2 separate regions of the Homo sapiens genome follow, and region 1 is linked to region 2. The links are chromatin loops, found by intact Hi-C in ENCODE. Cell type or tissue: heart left ventricle. All regions are shown on one strand. Links, peaks and the distances in the headings refer to the core of each region. The heading gives the core; the rest is flanking DNA. Region 1 overlaps KSR1 (kinase suppressor of ras 1). Region 2 overlaps KSR1 (kinase suppressor of ras 1).

Evidence for each region. Hi-C counts contacts between places; a loop is a spot of excess contacts. Peaks named below come from ENCODE experiments on the same cell type or tissue, not always from the same donor. Only the 100,000 strongest peaks of a DNase experiment are listed, where the experiment ranks them.
Region 1: it touches region 2 in a loop (1.8-fold over the local background); 18 of 110 quality-filtered maps call a loop at or near these places.

What each region holds. Positions count from the first base shown.
Region 1 is chr17:27,510,782-27,519,109 of GRCh38, reverse strand. All of the region lies in intron 1 of KSR1 (kinase suppressor of ras 1), which reads right to left. Among named protein-coding and RNA genes, the nearest start is that of KSR1, 58 kb to the right of the region's middle. RefSeq lists enhancers at 4,037-4,879, 4,880-5,724, 7,011-7,539. In heart left ventricle, for the core only: no CTCF peak of the experiment used is centred there; no DNase peak of the experiment used is centred there.
Region 2 is chr17:27,462,339-27,470,666 of GRCh38, reverse strand. All of the region lies in intron 1 of KSR1 (kinase suppressor of ras 1), which reads right to left. Among named protein-coding and RNA genes, the nearest start is that of KSR1, 10 kb to the right of the region's middle. RefSeq lists an enhancer at 3,655-4,094 and a silencer at 6,930-7,224. In heart left ventricle, for the core only: no CTCF peak of the experiment used is centred there; DNase peaks (open chromatin) are centred at 3,868 and 4,210; H3K27ac peaks cover 800 bases.

The DNA.
Region 1 (8,328 bases), core at 121-8,120, 49 kb before region 2:
GGCCTTACAAGGCCCAGAAGTGAGTTCTGCAGCCCAGGGCATGGTGAGAGGAACCAGGGCTTCAGGATCAAGCAAGCCTGCAGCAAGCGCAGCCCTGCCACTCTTCTAGGCAATGTGACCCTAGACACATCACCCAACACCTGAGCGGTCACTTCCTCACAGCTACTGTGCTATGCAGGGCTAATGATGCACACATCCTACTCCAGGAACCAGCCAGTGCAGGCCACAACAAATGCCAGTTCCCTGGAGGGCTCTTTCCCTGTCTTTTTCCCACCACGGCACAATGGAGGGATATGGAACATTTCCAGCACTATGAAGGCTATGCCTTTGGTGGAGAGGGAGGAGGGTCTAGGGAGTGTCCACCATTTATCCTCTCCTTTGAGCATCGCAGCCTTAAGCTTTCCCGACTCCTGCCAACACAGTGCTTGCTCCTACGTCCACTTTCCCACAGAACTTGTCAGCACAGAACATCAATTATCAACATAGATGTCCACCGACCCAGATTGCAAGAGCCTGGCAAGGTCAGGCTCTGAGCTCCCCGACACAGTGCCTTGTAGAGAGGGGGCACTCAGATGATGAATGGGCACTGGGTGGGCAGGCAGACAGCAAACACCAGAGTTAACAGAAACCAATTCTATGCTTTTCAGGGGGTGAGCTACACTTTCCAAAAGAAAGGACGGAAAGAAAACTATAGGATGCTTTCGAAATACATACCTTCTGCCTTTTTCTTTAAGAATATTAAGGTTCGCCAAATTTCACAAGTGCAGCTACTCCACCCAGTATTAAGTGGATTGAGAAATGAAAAGGTGTAGCTATTGCTTCTTTACTGCTAAGCTAATCCATCCAAGCTGTTTCACACCTCTGGGGCCTTGTTTACAGGCTCTCTCCACCTAGAATGCCCTGCTCCCTACAAAGCCTTTGCCAGCTCCCCCCTTGCCAACTCCCTCCTTCAGACTCCTTTTGGGGACAGGATAGATTTCAATGAGAGCATCTCTAACAGCCTACTGCATGAATTGGTTTTTTAAGTCTTCACTCACTGAGACAGATGCTGTCTGAAACTAGAAGGTCCTCTTATTTATTTCTGTATCAAGAGCATCTGGCCTCATGTGGTGGCATACAGCAGGTCCTCAATAATGACCAAATGAATAAATAGCTTGAATCGTGTTACTGCTTTAGCTTACAATCATTCTTCCTCCATTCTTGCCTATATCTGAAATCATCCCAAGTCCCCAAATCTTCCACTTACAATCCAAGCTTACAACCCCCACAATTACATAACATAGGGACCCAACTGCAATGCACTCCATCCCTCAGTTAGAAAAAAGCAAGTCTTACAATACAGAAGTGGGCCAAGGGTGGATTCTCTGAGCTCACCCAGGAAAACCAATCTACCTTCAATCCTCAGTGGTCTCTTCCAACTCCAGGTTGAAATCCATTTGATGAAATGCTACACAGGAGCGGTACTCAATAACACTCATAGTTTATCGTCCAATGAAAATGAAAGAATTATTATCAGCTAGGTGCAGTGGCCGAAGCCTGTAATCCCATCATTTTGGGAGGCCAAGGTGGGCGGATTGCTTGAGCTCAGAATCAGGAGTTCGAGACCAGCCTGGGCAACATGGCAAAACCCCATCTCTACTAAAAGTATAAAATTAGCCAGGCATGGTGGTGTGCACTTGAGCCCAGGGGGTGGATGTTGCAGTGAGCCGAGATCACGCCACTGCACTCCAGCCTGGGCCATAGAGTGAGTGAGACTCTGGCTCAAAAAAAAATAAAAATAAAATAAAAAGAAAAAGAGTTATTAAAGACCTGGAATCAATAGAAACAAGTGTCTGGGTTAAGATAAGGGGTTGTGGAGCACAAGGTTCTTATTATGTAGATGAAGTCTCATAGGTAGCCACCCTTAAAGGCAATAGACGACAAATGTTTCCCATTCAGACCTTTAAAAGGTGCTAGGATCTCAGTTAATCTTTTCAGGATCAGAAAATTACCTAGAAAGGGAAGGGGATTCTCTACAGAATGTAAATTTCTCCCACAAGAGACAGCTTTGCAGGGCCATTTCAAAATATATCAAAGAAATCTATTTTAGGATAAAATACTTTTGTTTTTGTTTCTTTCTTTCAGGGCCTGCTATCTGTCATGTGATGTTAAGATGTTATACTAGAGTCAGGTTGGAATTTGGTATCTCATTGCCACAAAGGGTCTCTTTTGTATTAAGATCTCTGTTTTAATGTTTAGACTAGTCATTATGTCTCACGAAAATGTATAAAACCAAGCTGTAACCCAACCACCTTGGGCACATGTTCTCAGGACCTCCTGAAGCTGTCATGGGTCATGGTCTTCACATTTGGCTCAGAATGTATCTCTTTAAATATTAAAAAAGAAAGAAAATAAAAAATGAAAGCAGGCTATAGAGCAAAAAGTACAGGATGATCTCAGCTTCGAAAAGTTCTCTCTATATATACATTTTTAAGAGTGTTTCAATTTTCTTTCATGCTTTTCAAAGTTTCTACAAGGAACATATATTACTCTTGTAATCAGATATGAAAATGATGGAAGGAAGAAAGGATGAAAGGGGGAGGAGGAGGAGGGGGAGGGAGACTCTACTCTGCACTATCACAGAAAGGGAGCGAGGACAAAGGCACATGAAGACGTCTGTTCCAACAATGGATTGATCTCTCTCATCAGGTAAATATGGCTCACATTGGCCTCTGTCCAAACACCCTCCCAGGGTGGCCCAATCCCACATCAGTGTTAATCTGTGATTAACACACCCCATCTGTGATAATGATGATAATATTAATGATAATAGCTTTTTTGAGCATTTACTACATGCTAGGCACTATTCCATTTAACTCATCCTCATTTCTTACAATGACCATAAGGCAATCATTACGATTGCTCTTTCACAGATGAGAAAACAGACAGAGATCAGGTAACTAGCCCAACGTCACACAACTACCTTTTCTCGATTTTCTCCTTTGGCAACTTCCTGGATGTGATAGGTCTCTTAGTTAGATAAAACCAGGTTTTCTAGAGGTTGTGCTTATAAAATGGGGGCTGCATTCACAAAGACAGATGAGGTAAGGAGGAAGCTATGTTGAATGGTGATGAGAAAATTAGCATTAAGTCAGCCATGGAGAGCCAATTGTTAAATAGTGCCTTGACTGGAGAAGATTTCAAACTCCTTCCCTTAACAAAAAAAAAGGCAAATTCTTTTATCTGATAGGCCAGAAGAGATCAGAGCTGATAAAACAGACTAAGCCTGCTCATGAAAGCCCTACCTAACCTAGAGGAGAGTCTATGGTTTCCCCCAGAGCCTCCTTCCTCAATCCACATTTCTACCATGTTGGGTTCTCTGGTTTCTCCCATCCATAGATTATAGTAAAGCAGAACATTTTTAAGGTGAAAAGAACCAGGTTTCTAGAGGTAAATGCACAGAGGCCACAAGACCTGGCAGCAATAATGGAATAAATGAAAAAAAAAAAAAAAAAAAAACTACGAAGCAGACCCAAGATTTAAAAAGCATAATTTTCTGGGACCATTATATGAGAGGCAAAGTGGCCGTTCAAACCACACCTCAGTAGAGCCTACTGAGACTCCCAGCCACACCGAAAAAGTCATTAAGTTGTTTAGAAGAAAATGTGTCTTCTCAAACTACAGTCATGCGGCGTGTAACGACAGAAATACGTTCTGAGAAACATGTCCTTAGGTGATTTTGGCTTTGTGTGAACATCAGAGTAATGAGTATGGTAGGCAACTGTAATACATTTGTAAGACAAATCTAAACATATCAGAACACAGAAAAGGTACAGCAAAAATACAGTACTATAATCTTATGGGATTACTGTCATACACGTGGTCTGTTGTTGACAATGCGGCACATGACTGCAATTAAAATGATTAAAATACATTTTAGTGCTTACAAGAATGTTTCAGTTACTGAATATAAATTCGCTTTCTATGAAACAGCTTGTTTCCTATCTATTTTATCCAGTGAATCATGGCACCTGCTGTTAGCTGCCTCCCCATGTCCATCCTCCTTTTCCTTCCTTAACCTCGGGAATCCCTGATTTTGTTCAAATAACAATGTGCTTAGCTCCCAGCCACCCTGACAACCAGTGGTTGCCATGTGATCCAGTTCTAACCAGTGAAATGTAAGGGAAAGCCTATTGCTTGGTACTTCCAGAAAGTTAGTTTTCCTCATTAAAATGGATAAGAGGCAGTTGACAAAAGCCACCTTCCTACCTGAAATGCAAATGTGAAACCTGGAGATATAGCAGCCATCTTGGGAGTATGAGGCTTTGTGCTGAAGATGATAAAGCAAAAAGACAGGAGGCAGCAACGTGGAGCCGTAAGACTGTCAGCCTCTGGGCTTTTTGTTTCATAAGAAAAATAATCCCTTACTTCCAGTGTTACTTTTCTTTTCTTTTCTTTTTTTTTTTTTTTGAGATGGAGTTTTGCTCCTGTCGCCCAGGTTGGAGTGCAATGGCACAATCTCACCTCACTGCAACCTCTGCCTCCTGAGTTCAAGGGATTCTCCTGCCTCAGCTTCCTGAGTAGCTGGGATTACAGGCGTACGCCACCACACCCAGCTAGTTTTTTGTATTTTTAATAGAGACGGGGTTTCACCATGTTGGCCAGGCTGGTCTTGAACTCCTGACTTCAGGTGATCCACCTATCTCAGCCCCTCAAAGTGCTGGGATTACAGGCGTGAGCTACTGTCCCCAGCCTTACTTAATTTTCTGAAATATATAGCCAAGCAAACCCTAACTGGCACCTTAATATCAGGTTATAATTCCCCGGTGATAAATATGACTCCTAATATCTTACTGTTTTCCTCCAAGTAGCCTGCAAAGTATTTTCATGTCTTTGGGGTGCCCCAATAAAACACAGGCTGACCGAGTGTTATTTACTGGGAGCTTGCCTAGCTGTTGCAAGTGGCAAATGGCCATTCATTGGTATTGTGTTTTTGCTAAGCTGACTTGCTTTTGAGACTTGGAATTTTGTTAGGAAACAAAAAGTGCTTTATGGCAAAGGCGTTAGCGCCACAATGGGACCTTTCTGCTTTGATTATGAAAACACATTAAGAGCTTAGCTGCACCGCAAGCAGTGGCCTGGAGACTCGGCTGAAGCCTCAGCCTTTCCGACGATTCTCCACTCAATATGCTGGAAGGGCACCAAACCCACTTGGGAGGAAACACTGCAGGCAGACACCAAAGATTAAAGGGGTTGAGCGTTCAGGTCCACTCTGGAGGACCTGTGTGATGAGCAGGCTGTGCCCCAACACAGCCCTACACCCTTCTTCACCAGCCCCCGACACTGGCTACATGCAACTCCCGTATTCTGCCTTGCAGGGGTTAAACATAAGCATCAAGCAAGCTTTACTGCTGTAATTCCTCACAACACCTGGAAAACGATGCGTCCCCAAGAGAAGCTCAGAGACAACCCAAGGGGTATAGACATAGGACAGTAAGCAAAGCTTCCCTGGGGTCCCAGCAGACACACCCTTGCTAAGGTGAGCCACTCTCCCCATCGGCTTACAAGGTTAATATGAAGATGGGATGAGATGCAGTGATGCTACCTCCAGGTACACCCAACACAAGTGTGTGCATGCACATACACAATACAGGCTAACCAAGAGTCATGTCCAACAATGCTCACAGCAGCATTTTTTTTTTTATAGAGAAGGAGTCTTGCTATGTTGCCCAGGCTGGTCTTGAACTCCTGGGCTCAGGTGATCCTCCTGCCTCAGACTCCCAAAGTGTCAGAATTACAGACATGAGCCACCGCATCTAGCCCGCAGCATTTTTTAGGAATATCCTCAAAATGTAAACAAACAAAATGTTCAACAGGAGAATGGATAGAAAAATTGTGCTAATCAGTCAATCGAATAACACACAGCAATGAAAATGAACAAATGACAGCTACATGCAACGAAAATGCACAGATTTCACAACAATGTTGCATGAAAGAAACCAGACACTAAAGAATATATACAGCATGATTATCCTTGTAGGAAGTTCAAAAAACAGGCACAACTAAATTTACAGTGTTTGGGGATTCATATTTTGGGTAAATAATTATTTTAAGAAGCAGGGAGGCAACTACTACTAAAGTCAAGCTAATGTTGTGCGTGGCAGTAAGAGAAGAGGTCATGATCAGGGAGCCTCCGGGGGCGCTGGCAGGGTTCCTTCTCTTGGACGGTGGTTACAAGGGTACTCACTTTGTGATAATTCACCAAGCTGTACATTTATGTTTTGTGTACTTTTCTGAGTCTGTATAATATTTTACAATATAAACAAAGTAAAAATGAAAAGGAATGATGTCTAGATCCAAACAAACCCAGCCTACCGTAGGTTCTCAATACATCTTTTTGTTTGTTTGGAGACGGAGTCTTGGTCTGTTGCCCAAGCTGGAGTGCAGTGGCGTGATCTCAGCTCACTGCAACCTCCGCCTCCCAGGTTCAAGCAATTCTCTTGCTTCAGCCTCCCGAGTAGCTGGCATTACAAGCATACGCCACCACATCCAGCTAATTTTTGTTTTTAGTAGAGACGGGGTTTCACTATGTTGGCCAGGCTGGTCTCAAACTCCTGTGACCTCAGGTAATCCACCTGCCTCGGCCTCCCAAAGTGCTGGGATTACAGGCGTAAGCCACTGCACCTGGCCATTCTCAATACATCTTGATTGAACCTGAATCCTATGCCACTTTATCACCCCTCCAGGATGCCTGGAATCCTCCTCTTCAGAGAAGAAATGCTCACATTTATGTTCCACTGGAAACTGGCAAGGGTACAGCAATTCATCCTTCCCTGGATGCTTCGAGTATATTCATCTCTATTTTCCAAGCCAAAATCATAAGCTCCTCTGAAGGAGGAAATGGCTTGGGATATACACATTTTCTCCACAGATTAGTGATGGAAACCTAACCTAGCTCAGAAAGCAACAAAGAAGTCACTACAGGGAGAAAGAGCAGGGAATTTTGCTGGGGTCATCAAAACAAAGGCTAGAGACACACCAGGACCTTGATGAGGGGATAAGGGGTTCAGGATCTGGTCTACTCCAGCCCTGAAGAGTCGGCTCAAGCTAACTTAACATACACATGACTACTATCAATTGCACAAAGCCACTTGGGCTCTGCTATCCTAGAAAGTCCACATCAATCAGAGTATTCTCCCTGATGAGCAAGCTTACACTTCAGCAGATGTTTGTCGGGTGTGCTTATCCTAACACCAAAAACTAGTTTTAAGAATTGCCACGTGTGGCAGGAAGCAAACAAACCTGGATGCTTGCAGCTCATCACACCAACGGTCTCGCCGGTGAGACGGGATGCAGAGGAGTCTGACCCTGAGAGCCCCCTCACCTAGGCAACCCTGCTTGGGCACTGAAAAGGTTTGCCTCAGGAACCTCCATTTCCTAAGCTGACCAAGCTGCCTCTAAATCACACATTCTCCCTATGCAGATACCTCAGCCATGGAGCCACAGCCCAGCCCTGCCAGCCCAGAAGCATCCCACTCCCACCTCGCCCCAGGTCCTGCAGGAAACTTGGCCCAACGCTCCACAGGCCCCTCCTGAGTGGGGTCTAACTGCTCCAGAGAGCAGGCTGTTTTCTTGTCTTTCTCAGTTCCAGATTCCAAGTGACCAACAATGCTCCCCCTCCCTACCTTCTGGCACTGTTCAGTTTCTTCCCAGCCAAGTACAGACAGCCCTCAATGCGCAGCAGCACCCACCCTCCACACTCTCCCAGCCTTCTACCTCTCCACACTGGTGAGCAAGTGCACCTCCAGAGCACTCAGACTGGAAGAAAGGTAAGAGGCTTCTGGCTCTGAGATGTCATGACAGTCCAGTCAGCTGCCTGCCAGTGTTCCAGCCCCAGCCAGGCGTCCCCACGTTTCTTGGCCTACCTCTTCACAGCCAAACATTCTGCAGGAGCAAGATGCACTAGAATCTCTAGCCAGGAAACTCCTCACCCTTCTCACTTTTTTCCTAAGAAAGAAGTAAACAGCAGAGGAAGTGGACAGAAAAGGTGTTTTTAGAGCTTCTAGACTGTTTTTCCAAGAGCTGTGTGCAGTGTGCACAGGCAGGCTCATCCCCACCTTCTGAGACTCTGTCTTCTCAGATGGGGATAATAGCTTTCTCCCTGCTCTCAAGACAGTTGTGAGAATCAAGGAATGGGGAACATGCTACATGGCTCCTGGGTGGTACGGCGCTCCATACCAAGATAACTCTGGCTCAGAAGGGTGCCTGGCAGGCAATGCGGGATGCTCAGAGGAGGATCAAAGTGCATTTGCTGCAGAGAATTGAGCCAGGAAATGGTTATCTGTACAC
Region 2 (8,328 bases), core at 250-8,249:
TGGTGGCTCACGCCTGTACTCCCAGTACTTTGGGAGGCTGTGGTGGGCAGATCACCTGAGGTCAGGAATTTGAGATCAGCCTGGCCAATATGGTGAAACCCTGTCTCTACTAAAAATACAAAACTTAGGCCTGGCGCAGTGGCTCACACCTGTAATCCCAGCACTTTGGGAGGCCGAGGTGGGTGGATCACGAGGTCAGGGGTTTGAGATCAGCCTGACCAACATGGTGAAACCCTGTCTCTACTAAAAATATAAAAATTAGCTGGGCGTGGTGGCGGGCACGTGTAATCCCAGCTACTCAGGAGGCTGAGGCAGGAGAATTGCTTGAACCCGGGAAGCAGAGGTTGCAGTGAGCCGAGATCGCACCACTGCACTCCAGCCTGGGCCACAGAGCGAGAGTCTGTCTCAAAAAAAAAAAAAAAAAAACACAAACAAAAACAAAACTTAGCTGGGCATGGTGGTGTGCACCTGTAATCCCAGCTACTCAGGAGGGTGAGACAGAAGGATCACTTGAATCTGGAAGGTGCAGGCTGCAGTGAACTGAGATCACACCACTGCACTCTAGTCTGGGCAACAGAGCGATACTCCGCCTCAAAAAAAAAAAAATGGGAGAACAGTTTGGCAAGTCTTAACACACACACACACACACACACACACACACACACACACACACTCCATCTCCATGCTCTTTGATCCAGTAATTCCATTCCTGGGAATTATCCCAAGAAAACAAATTCAGAATAGGAACAAAAATAAAGCGCCTATATAAAGACGATTCCATTCACATTGTTTATAATTGCAGAAATCTAGAAACTACTGAAATGTCCAATAACACGGAAAATGCTTTGCCAAATTACAGCAGATCCACTAGACACACTCTCATGTGGCAACTAAAATGACCAAAAGGAAGATAATAGGGAAACATGGAAAAGTGTTTTGGAGTAATGCTACGTGAAAGGCGGGGGACAGTGGGGGAAACACTGAACTCCTTCTAAGTACCAGGCACTGTCCAGCACTCCTTCTGTATCTTGGTTCTCAAAAGAATCCAAAATTAACCTACTCTTATCCCCTTTTAACTAACAAGAAAACTGAGGTCCAGAGAGCTAAAGAACTTGCCCAAGGTCACAGAGCTGGCAAGGAATGGAGTCAGAATACGAATATGTCATCCTCACCCCAGAGTCCCCGCACATCCTGGCGCCCTCAATGCACGCCTCAATGTCCTACCAAGTGCTTGAGGGGCTCTTTCCCATAGTGACATCACGATTGTGTTGTGGAGGCCAAACTCAGAGACTGAAACAGCCAGCAAAAAGTGACTCGGCACCTGAGAAATGCTTGCAAGAGAATACAGCAAAAGCCAAAATAAAGCACAAACAACCAAAAGAAAACTACCTGTTGGGATCAAAAGACCACGGAGAAAAGAAATGAGAAAGTGGTCAACAAAGCTAGGCTTCAGGAAGGACTGTGCAGAGCCTCGAGAGAAGAGCCGGGAAGGGCAAGGAAGACTTTTACAGGTGCTGGATCCGGGTTCCAGGCTGGAACCGCAGAAATGAGGGTTTGCCCGGGGCTCCCAGAGAATAGCACCTTCCTGTACTCAGCAGCTCTTCTCTCCAGGGCCCACACACAGTGAAGCTTAATCAATGTTAGCTGAAATACACTTATCTCATAATGGGAACAAGCAACAAGGAAAAGGAAGGGAAGAGACACTAGAGGCATGGGCAAGAATGGACTGGAAATCAGGATGTGCACAGTGGGATTCCGCTGGGTCTGGGGGCCCTGCTTCGTTAAAAACTCTCATCTCAGTCTCTGGCAGGACTGCTGTGGGACAGGGAAAGCACCCAGCCGTCTGAGAACAGGTTTCAGGTGCGGCGGGGGACTCAGGTTAGATAGTGAGATGGACACTCTGCAATGTACCTGCTGCCAGAAGCCAGAGCAAGCTTAGGAGAAAATAATCAAAACTGCCTTTTCATAGGAAAACACAGAGATTCCTCCCAGCCTGCTGAGATAGGTACAGCTCAGCCTGGAAGCGGATGGCTGGAGAAGACCGCCCTGGGTCACTCTGCTTCCTAGAGACGAACTGCCCAGGGCCACCATCGCCAAAACAGAGCATAAATACCCTAGATCACTCAAGATTGGCCACAGGCCAGGCACGGTGGCTCACGCCTGTAATCCCAGCACTTTGGGAGGCCAAAGTGGGTAAATTGCTTGAGCTCACAAGCTGGCCTGGCCAACATGGTGAAACCCTGTCTCTACTAAAAATAAGAAAATTAGCCAGGCATGGTGGTGTGTGCCTGTAATCCCAGCTACTTGGGAGGCAGAGGCAGGAGAATTGTTTGAGCCCGGGAGGCAGAGGTTGCAGTGAGCTGAGATCTCATCACTGCACTCCAGCCTGGGCAACACAGCCAGGCTCCATCTCAGAAAAAAAAAAAAATAATTGGCCACAGCTGGTTATTGCTGAAGCTGGGTAATCACTACACAGAGGTGGTCACAACATTCTCTCTACTTTTGTACAAGTTTAAACCTTTCCATGATAAAGTTAAAAAAAAAAAATATGGCCGGGCGCAGTGGCTCACGCCTGTAATCCCAGCACTTTGGGAGGCCGAGGCGGGCGGATCACGAGGTCAGGAGATCGAGACCATCCTGGCTAACACGGTGAAACCCCGTCTCTACTAAAAATACGAAAACGAAAAATTAGCCGGGCATAATGGCAGGCACCTGTAGTCCCAGCTACTCGGGAGGCTGTGGCAGGAGAATGGAATGGAACCCAGGAGGCAGAGCTTGCAGTGAGCCACGATTGCGCCACGGAACTACAGCCTGGGGGACAGAGCGAGACTCCGTCTCAAAAAAAAAAAAAAACAAAACATAAACTCAGACCTAGGCATTTCACCTGATGGAGCACAGGGAACTTGACCTCAAAACATAGCTCTCTGATATAATGAGCATTTTAAACTAAAGGCCCTTAGAGATTAACAGACACTGAAAGAGACATTTCCCCTGTCTATAAAATGACCAGATGGACCCACCACGGACCAAGGATTGTTTTTTCTTCCCCTCACTGTTATCTCATTATCTATTGCAGGAAAAAAGACCAAAAACGCAACCACACCCTAAGAGACCCATTCACAAGATAATGTCTATCTCTTAGGAACATTCAAAGAAATATTTGGGTCCCACTGGGATATTAAGTAATCGCTCTGTGATTCTGTGATACACCAGGGAGAATCAATTTATATGCCATTTCTCTTAGTCATCTATATGTTGTGAGTTAATTTTTCAGTAAACCTTCAGAGGGCAAAAAGTAAGTTTCTCCCTTGCCCGCTACACACCAAGGAATCACTATGGCCTGGCCCAGGGTTTGGGGCTACCCCCCAGAGCCTAGACAAAGGCAACCAGAGTCTTCAAAATTATCCTATGCTAACAGATTTTCCAGCTGGACGGAGAGAGGAGTTTGCAAATCCAAGCTGGGTCATAAAGGCAAGGAATTAAGACTGCCTGGGTTCAAGTCACAGCTCAGTCTCTCCTTAGCTATGTGACTCTGGGAAAGTCACTTAACCCCTCTGTGCCTCAGTTTCTTCATCTGTAAAATGGGGACAGCGAGAAGACCTTCCTCACAAGGGTGTTGTGAAAAGTAAATGCTACATAAAGCTTAACAAGGGGGCCAGGCACAAAGCAAGCTTGCCGTAAAAGTAAATGTCACCCATTATGACACATCCATTTTGTAACAGGTACAGATATTCGTTTTGGAAACCACATGCATCCATTTGACTCAGCGACCGGGGAAAATGAAACGGGGTGGAACCAGCGCTCTTTCTGAAACCTCAGGCAGCAGTGTGGGAGCCTCGACTCCAGCGCACCTAGAGTGGCCCCAGCCGGCCCAGGCCTCCGTTGGCCAAGAGGCCAGAAAGAGCTCCTCCTTTCAAAAAGCCACCACGAGAAACAGGAAGCTGCTTCCTTTCCTTTCCATTCAGAGCCAGCATTTCCTTTTTTATTTTGAAAAGCATTCTTCATCTGTAGCCCAGCCCTCTCCCCCAAACCCCCTGCAGCCCAAGCTCAAATGCACCCACAGCCATCTGCATTTCTCTTGGATTGTTTTCTGCCCATCAGGGGGATCATGAGGTTCCTGGTAGACACTGAGCAGACCATGCCCTTAACACCAACTAAATGCACCCAGGGCCAGGAGGAGGCAGGAAGTGCAAACTCCAGGCAGGCAGGCAGGCAGGCGGGCACACCTCTCTCGGCAAGTTTCCTCTTCTTGTTAGAAGGATTCAGTGATACATGTATTTAAGTGCTAATGTGATGCCCAGGAGACACCCTATTTCCCTTTGTAAAAAAGGCAATTTCTCATGGCTGGATAAGTCTACAGGGATACCAGCCTCTCTTCAACCACCCAATTTTATTTGGAAACTCAAACAGCACCTCAGTTTCATAAAAACCTAAAACTTAAACACAACACTTGGTTGTAAGTGAGCCAACAGTTTCTTGTCTCTTTCTCTGCTCAAGGCTTAAGGCCATGTCTCCCCAACTACGTTCAGTGGAAGAAAAGATCCCCTGGACAAATAAGTTTGAGAACTGTTGTTGCAGTACTTCTCAGAACCTTTAAAACACAAATCCTCATCCGCAGGGATCTTCAGGAGGGAGATGGCTGATGCAGCACAACTTTCTTCACAGGAGCATCTTGCAGAATACAGTGAGATACAGAAAGGCTGCACTGAGCCTTTTTAAGGGCCCAGGCCTTGGTGGGAGTGGGGTAGGAGCTCTCCAGATAGCTCCTAATGAGTAGGAACATTCAGGTGGCTTTTTTTTTTCCTTATTGGCAAAACTGTGTGTGCACCATGAATGAAGCTGGTCTCCCTTATCCATATCAAAACTAAACCCAAATTAATTGGATAAATTGGGACTCAACCCCTCAAGGAGCCATGCGGAAGAAAGCCCCACCACACTTTAAAGTAGCTTACCACATCATATTTGCGGAAAGCAAAACGCTTATGACCAGTATGCTGCTAATACAAATCTATAGATAATGCTGTATGAAAAATTATTTTTCCCAATCATAGCTGGCATAGTCCACATTTTGCATTACACTTTCCCCCCTTTTTTAAAAATTTTAAACACGGGTCTTTATCTCTTCTTTTTTTAAATTTTAATTTAATTATACAAGACAGAGTCTCAGTATGTCGCCCAGGCTGGTCTGGAACTCCTGAGCTCAAGCGATACGTCCGTCTCTGCCTCCCAAAGTGCTGGGATTATAGGCCTAAGACACTGTGCCCGGCCTTAAACACAAATCTTAATTCATTCTTACAATTATCCGGAGATTAGAAAAATGGAAGGGGAAGAAAAATGGCAAGCAGGTAGGCTGACTTCAGCTTCATTATTTGGAAAGACAGTTTGCTCAGTTAAAACACACTACTGCCCACCAAGGCCAAGACAACAGAAAAATACAGACTTACATAAATAGATTTTATATGTGACAGCAGTTTGAATGGAGACTTTTTCAATGCAAATGACAAACAGCTGTGCCTGGGAATAAATGACAACAAATTTTTTTATCTCAACAGCTGTCCTGAGAGCACGTCTCTACATCTCTACCTGCATTCTGGAATCAGGGAGAAAGCCAAAACGGACAAGACACTAGATCAGCCGTGTCCAACCCTTTGACTACAAGGACTTTTCCGCCTATCTGTGGTGGTGGGTATCATGAAAATTATGCACAAACCTTTTTTTTTTTTTTTAAGCTCATCAGCTATTGTTAGCATTAGTGTATTTTATCTGTGGCCCAGGAGCATTCTTCTTCCAATGTGGCCCTGAGAAGCCAAAAGACTGGACACCTGTGCACTAGATTAAAAGGCTACTCCTTCTGGAAGCAATTGTAAAGAATTTTTACATTATCTTGACATGAAAACCAATGGATAGTGGCACAGAATGCAAAATCTGCAAGGATTTTTCTTGCTGGTTTTTTTTTTTTTTGAGTCAAGTTCTTGCTCTGTGGCCCAGGCTGGAGTACACTGGTGAGATCACAGCTCAGTGCAGGCTCAAGTGCTCCTCCAGCCTCAGCCACTGTAGTAGCTGGGACAACAGGTGTGCACAACCACCCCTGGCTAATATTTTATTTTTTGTAGAGACAGGGTCTCACTATGTTGTTCACATTGGTCTCAAACTCCTTGACTCAAGGGATCCAGGATAGGATTACAGGTGTGAGCCACCACACCTGGCCATGCGCATGAACTTTTAAGACAAACACAAGGCCCCATAAAAGTTAAGGATTTCCCACCTAATTTCCAGGGGATCTTTTGGTGCAAGGATGAGAAGCCCTTAAAAGTAAACAGACAACTCCAAAGATTCAAGACAGTTCATTCGGGCTGAGCCAGCCCACTGAGCAGACTGACCTTCAAAAAAGGTCCACCCGTGACATACCCCAGATGGCGCTCCAAGAATCTCTCCAGTCCTCAGGGCCCCTAAGGCACTGGGACAGAGCTAGGAAAGCAAACCCATTTGCTTCTTCCTGCAGGAAACCCCTTGAGGTCAACACCCCACAATCAGAGGAGGATGGAGTGGCTCACCCTCAGTCAACAGGCCAGACTCAAGGTGGTATAATGTCTTAATCAAGGGTGTGGGCCTCCAGGTCTGACTCCCAACTCAGTGCTCCTTTAATAACCACCCTTTGTTAATTCTGCTTAACAGGGGTTCCTGGCAAGTCAGTTCTCCCTCAGGCCTTCAGTTTCCTCACCTGCAAGATGAGAGGGCTGGACCACATGGAAATTCCAAGACCCTTTGTAGCCCTAGGAACCCACAACTCTACTAAATCATCCCCAAAGCCAGGCACCCCAAATAGCACTGTGATCAGTATTTGTAGTTAGGGATGCAACCAAGAATGCAGTTAAAGTGACTTTCATGAGCCTCAAGTGATCAAGACCTCACCATATGATTATGTACTACCAAAGCTGATCAGTCTCTGGACAGGGAGACCTGAAATCCAGCCCCTCCCTCCGCTATCTTGGAGCAAGGAAAAGGCCTTCTTCTAATTGGTCAGCCCAGGGGGCCCCCCTTTGCTGCAGGTAACCACAAAAACTAGAAGCCACAATGCCTGACACATAGCCCAGAACCTCAGACACAAGCAACCACAAAACTAGAAGCCATAGTTCCTGACACTTATCCCAGAATCTCAGCCAGAGGACCATGTCCAGCCTCTTTTTTTTTTTTTTTTTCTCTGTCATCCAGGCTGGAGTGCAATGATGCAATCTCAGGTCACTGCAACCTCCACCTCAGCCTCCTGAGTAGCTAGAACTACAGGAGCGTGCCACCATGCATGGCTAATTTTCTATTTCTTGTAGAGACGGGGTTTACCATGTTGCCCAGGCTGGTTTCGAACTCCTAGACTCAAGCTATCCACCAGCCTCAGCCTCTCAAGGTGCTGGGATTACAGGCATGAGCCACCGCACCCAGGCCCAGCCTCCTTTTAAACTCTTGGCCGTCAGTGTGATTACAGATGCAGTGGCAAATGGATAAATGTATGAAGGCTGCCATTCCTGCTTAGGAGAGGGGGAGTTATGATGCCATAAAGATATTAAAGACGAGGACAGATATTAAATGTATTCATATACTTTGACCCAGCAAATCTCACTTGTAGGAAGATACTCGTTGCAGCACCATTTATAAAAGCAAGACTTGGAAACAGCCTGAATGGCCCACACAGGGAAACCGGTTAGATGAATTTGTGGTATGACCACACAATGCAGCCACTAATAGTGCTGATGCATATGTATATGTGCTGATACAGACAGAAGACATTTACAAGGCAATGCACATGGTATGTGCCACAAATATACACATGTACATTTATATGCAAATGCAGGAAGAATATACAACAAAATGTGCACTGGAATTAACTCTGAGAGGTGGCATTATGGGTGATTTTCACTGTTGTACATCTAGTACTTTCTTTTTTATAGTGAACATATATCATTATGTATTTTGTAAATATTTTAATTAAAAGTAGAAAGTTAAAGAATACACTGTTTATCAGAGGAACTGTTCAGAAAGAATAAGACAGGTAGCCATTTAAAAAATTATGAGTAAACTGATCTCTAGGCAGCTTCTCCTTTCTCAGAATGAGACAAGCGTAGAGCGGGCTGCATCATGGTGCTGAGAGTCCTGTCTTTGAGGATGTGCTAGCCTGGACATTAGGGAAGCAGACCCATGCCCGAACCCTGAGGCTGCACAGCCTGGGTGGCCACCAGGAAGCCCAAACATCTAGAGTTGAGCCACGGAATGCCCTCGGCCCAGCCCTTTTTATTATTGGCCATTTCCTTGGTCTCAGCAACCATGGCCCTGCAC